2 separate regions of the Homo sapiens genome follow, and region 2 is linked to region 1. The links are chromatin contacts, found by Hi-C or POLR2A ChIA-PET in ENCODE. All regions are on one chromosome and are shown on one strand. The core of a region is the stretch at or near the end of the contact, and the rest is flanking DNA. Distances in the headings are between cores, read along the strand shown.

The links. A loop is a pair of places that touch in the nucleus more often than their neighbours do. ChIA-PET counts read pairs that join two places held with the same protein, here RNA polymerase II (POLR2A). Pooled maps may share reads with other maps.
Region 2: a loop to region 1 is called in a pooled map, with 2.2 times the contacts of the local background. The contact joins the enhancer-like site here to the promoter of SMO in region 1. A Hi-C loop is called at or near these places in 1 of 168 maps with a recorded cell type or tissue (astrocyte of the cerebellum) and 1 of 50 pooled maps. POLR2A ChIA-PET finds 5 or more read pairs at or near these places in 5 of 52 experiments (A673, AG04450, K562 and 2 more).

What each region holds. Positions count from the first base shown.
Region 1 is chr7:129,187,259-129,190,360 of GRCh38, reverse strand. It overlaps SMO (smoothened, frizzled class receptor), which reads right to left and starts at 1,728. Exons shown (of 12, transcript NM_005631.5): 1 at 879-1,728. The coding sequence starts at 1,209. RefSeq lists silencers at 1,032-1,291, 1,522-1,791 and an enhancer at 2,421-2,510.
Region 2 is chr7:129,268,989-129,272,179 of GRCh38, reverse strand. The region is part of intron 1 of AHCYL2 (adenosylhomocysteinase like 2); the gene reads right to left. Among named protein-coding and RNA genes, the nearest start is that of AHCYL2, 46 kb to the right of the region's middle. RefSeq lists an enhancer at 98-392. Within about 2 kb of position 1,284, at least 2 of the 41 ENCODE cell types and tissues checked have a DNase peak (open chromatin) inside an H3K27ac peak, as active enhancers do.

The sequences.
Region 1 (3,102 bases), core at 479-2,978:
AGTATACTCCACACTGCTAAGGAAGGACATTTGGGTTCAGTGTGCAGTTTTTCAGACTCTGCCACTCCAGTGAGGGGGCTTTGGGACTTCAAACCACCATGGAAGTGTCCACAGGCTCTCAACACTCCAGACTTAAGCGTCCTTCCACAGCCCTGACCAGCCTCGGTAACCAAATTTCCAAAGAAAACACAAATAACTGTTAGAAAGGTCTTATTCCTTCATAACCTCCTGCATGCGTCAGAGGGCCGGTTTTTCAGATGCACAAACTGAATGAAATCTCCCGTGAAAGCCAGACAAGATCACAGTTCTCTAGGCTTCATTCCTGTCTCCCAAATCAAGATTTCCAGAACTTTCTGGTTACCTTTTAATAATTCATCACTAGGGAGGTTTCTTTTCCTTCAAAACTTCACTCGATCATGTCCCCCTACCCTTCCCTCCAAATGTCTAAACCTCTTCCTCCGTCATCCCTCCCCTTTTCCTCTCCAACTCCAATTTCCCCAGGGTCTTCAACACCTCCTTGAATCCCCCGGCACCCTGCTTCCAGAATAGGTGGAGCATCTCCTCTTCTTACAAAATGTCTTTTCCCGTGGCTTAGAGCCACCTCCTCACGGGCCCCTCATCCCCGCCATCCTTTGCTCACCCACCAGCTCAGGCCCTTTGTGACCCGCTTCGTCAACTTCCTTGCCCTCCTTTTCCCATGACCGAGGGTCCCATCCTGCACGTAACCTGCCCCCAAAGTTTCGGGATCTGTCCCTCCAACTCTCCCGGGTGCTGTCCCCGCCCTCTCCAAAACTCAGGCCTGAGCCTGTTCTTTCCAAGGGTGCCCCCATCTTACCGCGGCACCTCCCGCCCCCCAGACCCGGCTCCGCCGCACTTACCCGACCAGAGCACGAGCTTGCCGTGCGCTTCCTCCTGGGAGTCCGAGTCTCCGGCCAGCAGTGTGGAGGTGGCCCCGTAGGGCAGCACCGAGCCCAGGCACACGTTGTAGCGCAGCGGCTCGCAGGGGGCAGCCCGGCCGCAGTGGCTCAGCGGCGGCGGAGGGCCAGTCACCGCCGCGCTCCTCCTCGCGCTCCCGCCCGCGCTCCGAGGCCCAGGCCCGGTCGCGTTCCCGCTCGAGGCCGCCCCCCGGCCCGGGTCCCCCAGCAGCAGCAGCAGCAGCAGCCCCAGGAGCGGGAGCTCCGGCCCCCGCGCTGGGCGGGCAGCGGCCATGGCCAACCCCGCCAACTCAGCAAAAGCCCCGGCGCCCCCGCCTGCTCCTCGGAGCCCCCCGGCCACACGCACGACCTCGGCGGCCGCGGAGGCGGCTCAGGCGACCTGTGCGCCCAGAGAATCCGGGCCCGGGCCCCCCCGGACGCTCCGCGCGCCCCGGCCCCTCGGCGCCCAACTTCGCAAACTTTGGAACCCGGGGCCCATGTTGGGCTGCGGAGGCCCGGAACGGGATGCACGACTCCCCAAGCCCTAGCCTCGCAATCCAAGTTGTCTTCAGCCCTAGGAGACCCCTGGGCCCCCAATCCCCAGCCCCATTCCCTCTCCCACCATTAAAGCCACCTCCCCGCCCCGCGAGGGAGGCCAGACGCGGGCCGGGGGTGCGAGTGCAGCTCCGGCTCCGCCCCCGCGCCAGCCCGCGGCCCAGCAGCCACCTTCGCCCCAGCGCGCCGCAGCCCCCCGAACTCTCCCCGCCGGCGACCCGGCTCCTTTGTTGCTCTAGCTCGCTGGGCTCTCTGGAATGCACGGGCCTCGCGGAGCCAAGCCCGGCCCCCCTGCGCCGAGGCTGGGGGAGGGACTGGACGAAGGAGCGGAGAGGTGGGGAGGGGAGGCGAGAGAGGAAGAGCGCGAGCGTCAGCGTCCCTGGCGCCTGGAGGGGCCCGGGCTAGGGGGATCTGGTGACCCCGCCTGCCGCCGCCCCGCGCCCGGGGGAAAGAGATGAGTGGAAATCGTGGGCCGGACCTGCAAGGAGAGACTCGGCGGGCACCTTGCTTGGTCTGAGGTCGTCTGCAGGAAGCGGACTTTTCTCCTGGCTCAGGATGGGAAAGACAGGGGATGCCTGAAGTCAACGGGGACTTCTGTTCCATCTCTGCCCCGTTCTCCAGGCCCGCCAGTTTTTCCTGCTTTGGTTAGATTTTCCAACGTATCCCGGGGCCCCATGGAGAAGAACCTGGGTTTGGGGTTTGCGCTTCTCCAAATCCTTCCAGCTCGGGACCTTTGAGAGAGACGACCTCAGAGTCACTCACGGCAGCTGCTCTGGCTGCTGTTACCTGCGGGAACAGGTGTCTGGGAAATAAACTTGCCAACATCAAGCCTTTACTGCTACAAATATGTGAAGTCTGAACTGTGGTTCCCAGGGACTGGCCTTGGTTATGTGAGAAGGAAACCAGTCCTTCTTTGATGGCCCTGCTGCTCATCTGCTCTGGGAGGTTTCTGCTGCTCCTCTTCCCCACTCTGCTCATTTTGCCTTTCCTCACTCCTTTGAGCATCACACTTTTGGTCACCACACTTAATTTCCCACTTCAGCAGTTTACACCTGCACAACCAAGTATAACCCAGCATAACCACAAGGCTCCAAACAGGAGAGTAGACTTGCACTGAGCAACTTTTTCCTTGTTGCTGATCGGGCTGCACACCAGGGTGGGTTTTCCTTTCTTACCCCTGGAAGACTTGCTCATGGCCTAGCGGTAGTGGACTAGTTCTGTTACTTTGGACAGTTTAAGTGCATATTAGTTATTGCACTTCAACTATATCAATTGGAGAGAGAGAGAGAATTTAATTCAATTTAGCAAGTCTTTCTGAAATTCCAGCATGTACATAGCACAGAGACATCCTGGAGGAACCTGTAGACTTCCATTTTCCTGTGGATACATGGCTTGCTCTCAGGAAACATAGCATGACAGAACAGCAACGTTCCCTCCTTCAGGTCAGGGACCTTATCTCATTCTCTTAGTGTTCACAAAACATCTAGTTCACTTGAGCATACATAGTAATCACTTGATAAATAAGCTGCCAAAATGAGATGTACCGTGAGTATGCTATAGGAATAGGGGACAGAGGTCAGTGTGGATAGAAGTGGAGGAGGTGGGTTTTGAATCCAGGACTAAAGTGTGAGTA
Region 2 (3,191 bases), core at 35-2,534, 82 kb before region 1:
GCTCAGCTGAGCCTCTCCATCTGGCTTGGACTCCTCACAGCATGGCAGCTAGGTTCCAAGACTAAATGTTCCATAGCACAGCAATCCAAAAGAGAATGTTCAAATAGGCCTAGATGGAAGCTGCAAAACTTTTCATGACCTGGCCTTGAAAGTCCCAGAATGTTATCTCTGCCACATTTCACCAAACAAGTCACTAAGGCCAGCCCAGATTTGGTATGAACAGAGGAATAAACTCCACCACTAGATGGGGGTGGTGCACATGTGGAGGGAAGGAACTAACATCAGCCATCTTGAAAACATGCTACAACAATCTGTCTTTGTTTCAATAAGTGTAATTCATTTATGTTCAGTATGATTACTGATGCATTTGGATTTATCTCTACCATCTTTTATTATGCTTTCTATTTATCCTATCTTTTCTATGACATTTATTACATTTTCCTTATCTGCTTTCTATTAAATGGAGGAAGTATACAAATTATAAATTCAATGAATTATAACAGAGTGAAACAGCCATGTAACTATCACCCAGGACAAAAATCCAATGTTACCCGCACCCGGGTTTTTAGCTTTATATAAATAAAATAACATAGTATATATTATTTTACATCTGGCTTCCTTCCTTCAACATTATTGTTATTCAGCCATGATCTTATGCATAGCAGCAATTTATTCATTTCCATTGCTTAATAGTATTCTGTTCTATGAATATACCATAATGTATCCATTCTACCATTGATATTGTCCACCAAATTTTAAGTTTCAGTGACTATATTTTTTGAAGGTCTATTTTAAAACTCTTTTTTTTTTTTTTTTTTTTGGAGACAGTCTCGTTCTGTTGCCCAGGCTGGATTGCAGTGGCACCATCTCGGCTCACTGCAAGCTCCACCTCTCGGGTTCACGCCATTCTTCTGCCTTAGCCTCCCGAATAGCTGGGACTACAGGCGCCTGCCACCACGCCCAGCTAATTTTTTGTATTTTTAGTAGAAACGGGATTTCACCGTGTTAGCCAGGATGGTCTCATCTCCTGACCTCGTGATCCGCCCGCCTCGGCCTCCCAAAGTGCTGGGATTACAGGCATGAGCCACCACGCCCGGCCCAAACTTTTTTTTTTTAGAGCACCTTTAGCTGTGAGATTTGGTGTGGCCTAGATTGAGGATATCCCTATAGAGAAGTTTTGCACTTGCTTCAGCCTGATGCCGTAGGACTGTTGCAGATTCAAGACTACTTTATATGTTAATTTCTTGGCTTTGGGTTTCCTGGACTGCAGAAAAAGAGGAACATTCTAAACTGAACCTATGTGAAGACAACCCCAGGTAACAAATTCTCAGAGAAACCTTTCTCACCTAAAGCCCACACGGAGTGGACAAACTTCCTTGACATTTCTCTATGCCATGGGGCAAATGTTTTTTCTAGATCATCTTTTCAATAATGTGGAAACCCTTTGAGGAACTTAGCTTTCTGCAAGGGAGTAAAAAAGTCTCTTATTCCCATGTGGTTGTTAAAACTAAGTCTCTTAGTCATCCAGAGCAGCCGTAACTTTAGCTTATGTACTTAACACTGATTTTCAATGCCCTCATCATTTTTTTGCCCCTAAGGATTTTCCTTACTTTTTCACAAGCTCAGCTATAGATTTAAAATAATGTCTATTATATATTTATCTGGCATATGACTAGGAATCTTGAGTGTTCTTTCCCCCTTTGTCAAATGTAAAACATATAACAAGGAGGGGGAAGTCACAGGAAGAGAAACTCAAAGAAAAAAGTGAAAAATGTTCTGCCTTTTATCATGGACAGGACCCATAGGTCCAAGGTTATTTGCACTAAGAAGATTCTAACTAAAGGGAATGTATACTATTTTTATCATTGGAACTGAGTATCTCTGTACTCTGGTGACTAATAGAAGAGGACGCCAATCAAGCAGGTACGTATGTCAAGGCAGTTCTAAACACAACTGACGTTACATTAGGAAGGTAGAATCCCTCAACCAGTGTGACCCAGATAATACAATGAGGAAGGATCTAAAGGAACTGAGAAAGGAAATATTAAGATATACCTAATAGTCTCCTAATGGGCTTCATTTTCTTTTCAGTAAACTTTTGACCTTGCTTCTACCAAACACTGTAAAATTAAATAATACGCAGGAATAAGGAAGGCCCAAGTCAAAAACTTTCCATCACTGTAAGTATAAACACTTTAGCTAGAAAGTGAGTAGTAGATAGGAGCAAAAATGGTAATATGAAATTATAAATGAAAGTCAGACACTGGAACAATATCAATAAAGAATATATTTTAATGTCCATAAAAAATCCATTACAAATAATTTATTTGACATATATTATGCATTTAGTGATAAGGATATAAGCATGAATTAAGTATCAAGCAAATTTATCAATCTATAGACACTGTAAAATTTAAGGTGAACTCTAAAAATTACGGAATACAAAAAGAACTCATTTAGGGCCGGATATGGTGGCTACACTTTGAGAGGCTTAGGCAGGAGGGCTGCTTGAGCCGAGGAGTTCAAGACAAGCCTAGGCAACATAGTGAGACCCCCATCTCTATTAAAAAACAAAACAAAACAAAACAAAACAAAACCGGCACAGTGGCTCCCGCCTATAATCCCAACACTTTGAGAGGTTGAGGTGGGTGAATCACGAGCTCAGGAGTTCAAGACCAGCCTGGTTAGCATGGTGAAACCCCATCTCTACTCAAAATAAAAAAAAAATTAGCCAGGCATGGTAATGCGTGCCTGTAATCCCAGCTACCCAGGAGGGTGAGGCAGGAGAATCACCTGAACCCAGGAGGCGGAGGTTGCAGTGAGCTGAAATTGTGCCACTGCACTCCAACCTGGCCAATAGAGCAAGACTCTGTCTCAAAAAAAAAAAAAATTAGGCATGGTGGTGCACACCATGGTGGTCCCAGTAGGACTCAGTAGGCTGATGTGGGAGGATGGCTTGAGCCTGGGAGGTTGAGGCTGCACTGGGCCATCATCGTGCCACACCACACTTCAGACTGGGCAACAGAGTAAGTGAAAAAAAAAAAAAAACAGGAATCATTTAGGAAAAAAAGAAAAGAAAAAAAAGAAACTTTGAAAGCCAAAAGGTCTACACATATGGTTATGATCCCATTTATATGAAATGTCCAGAATAGGCAAATTATATGAAACGTCCAGAGACAGAAAATAGATTC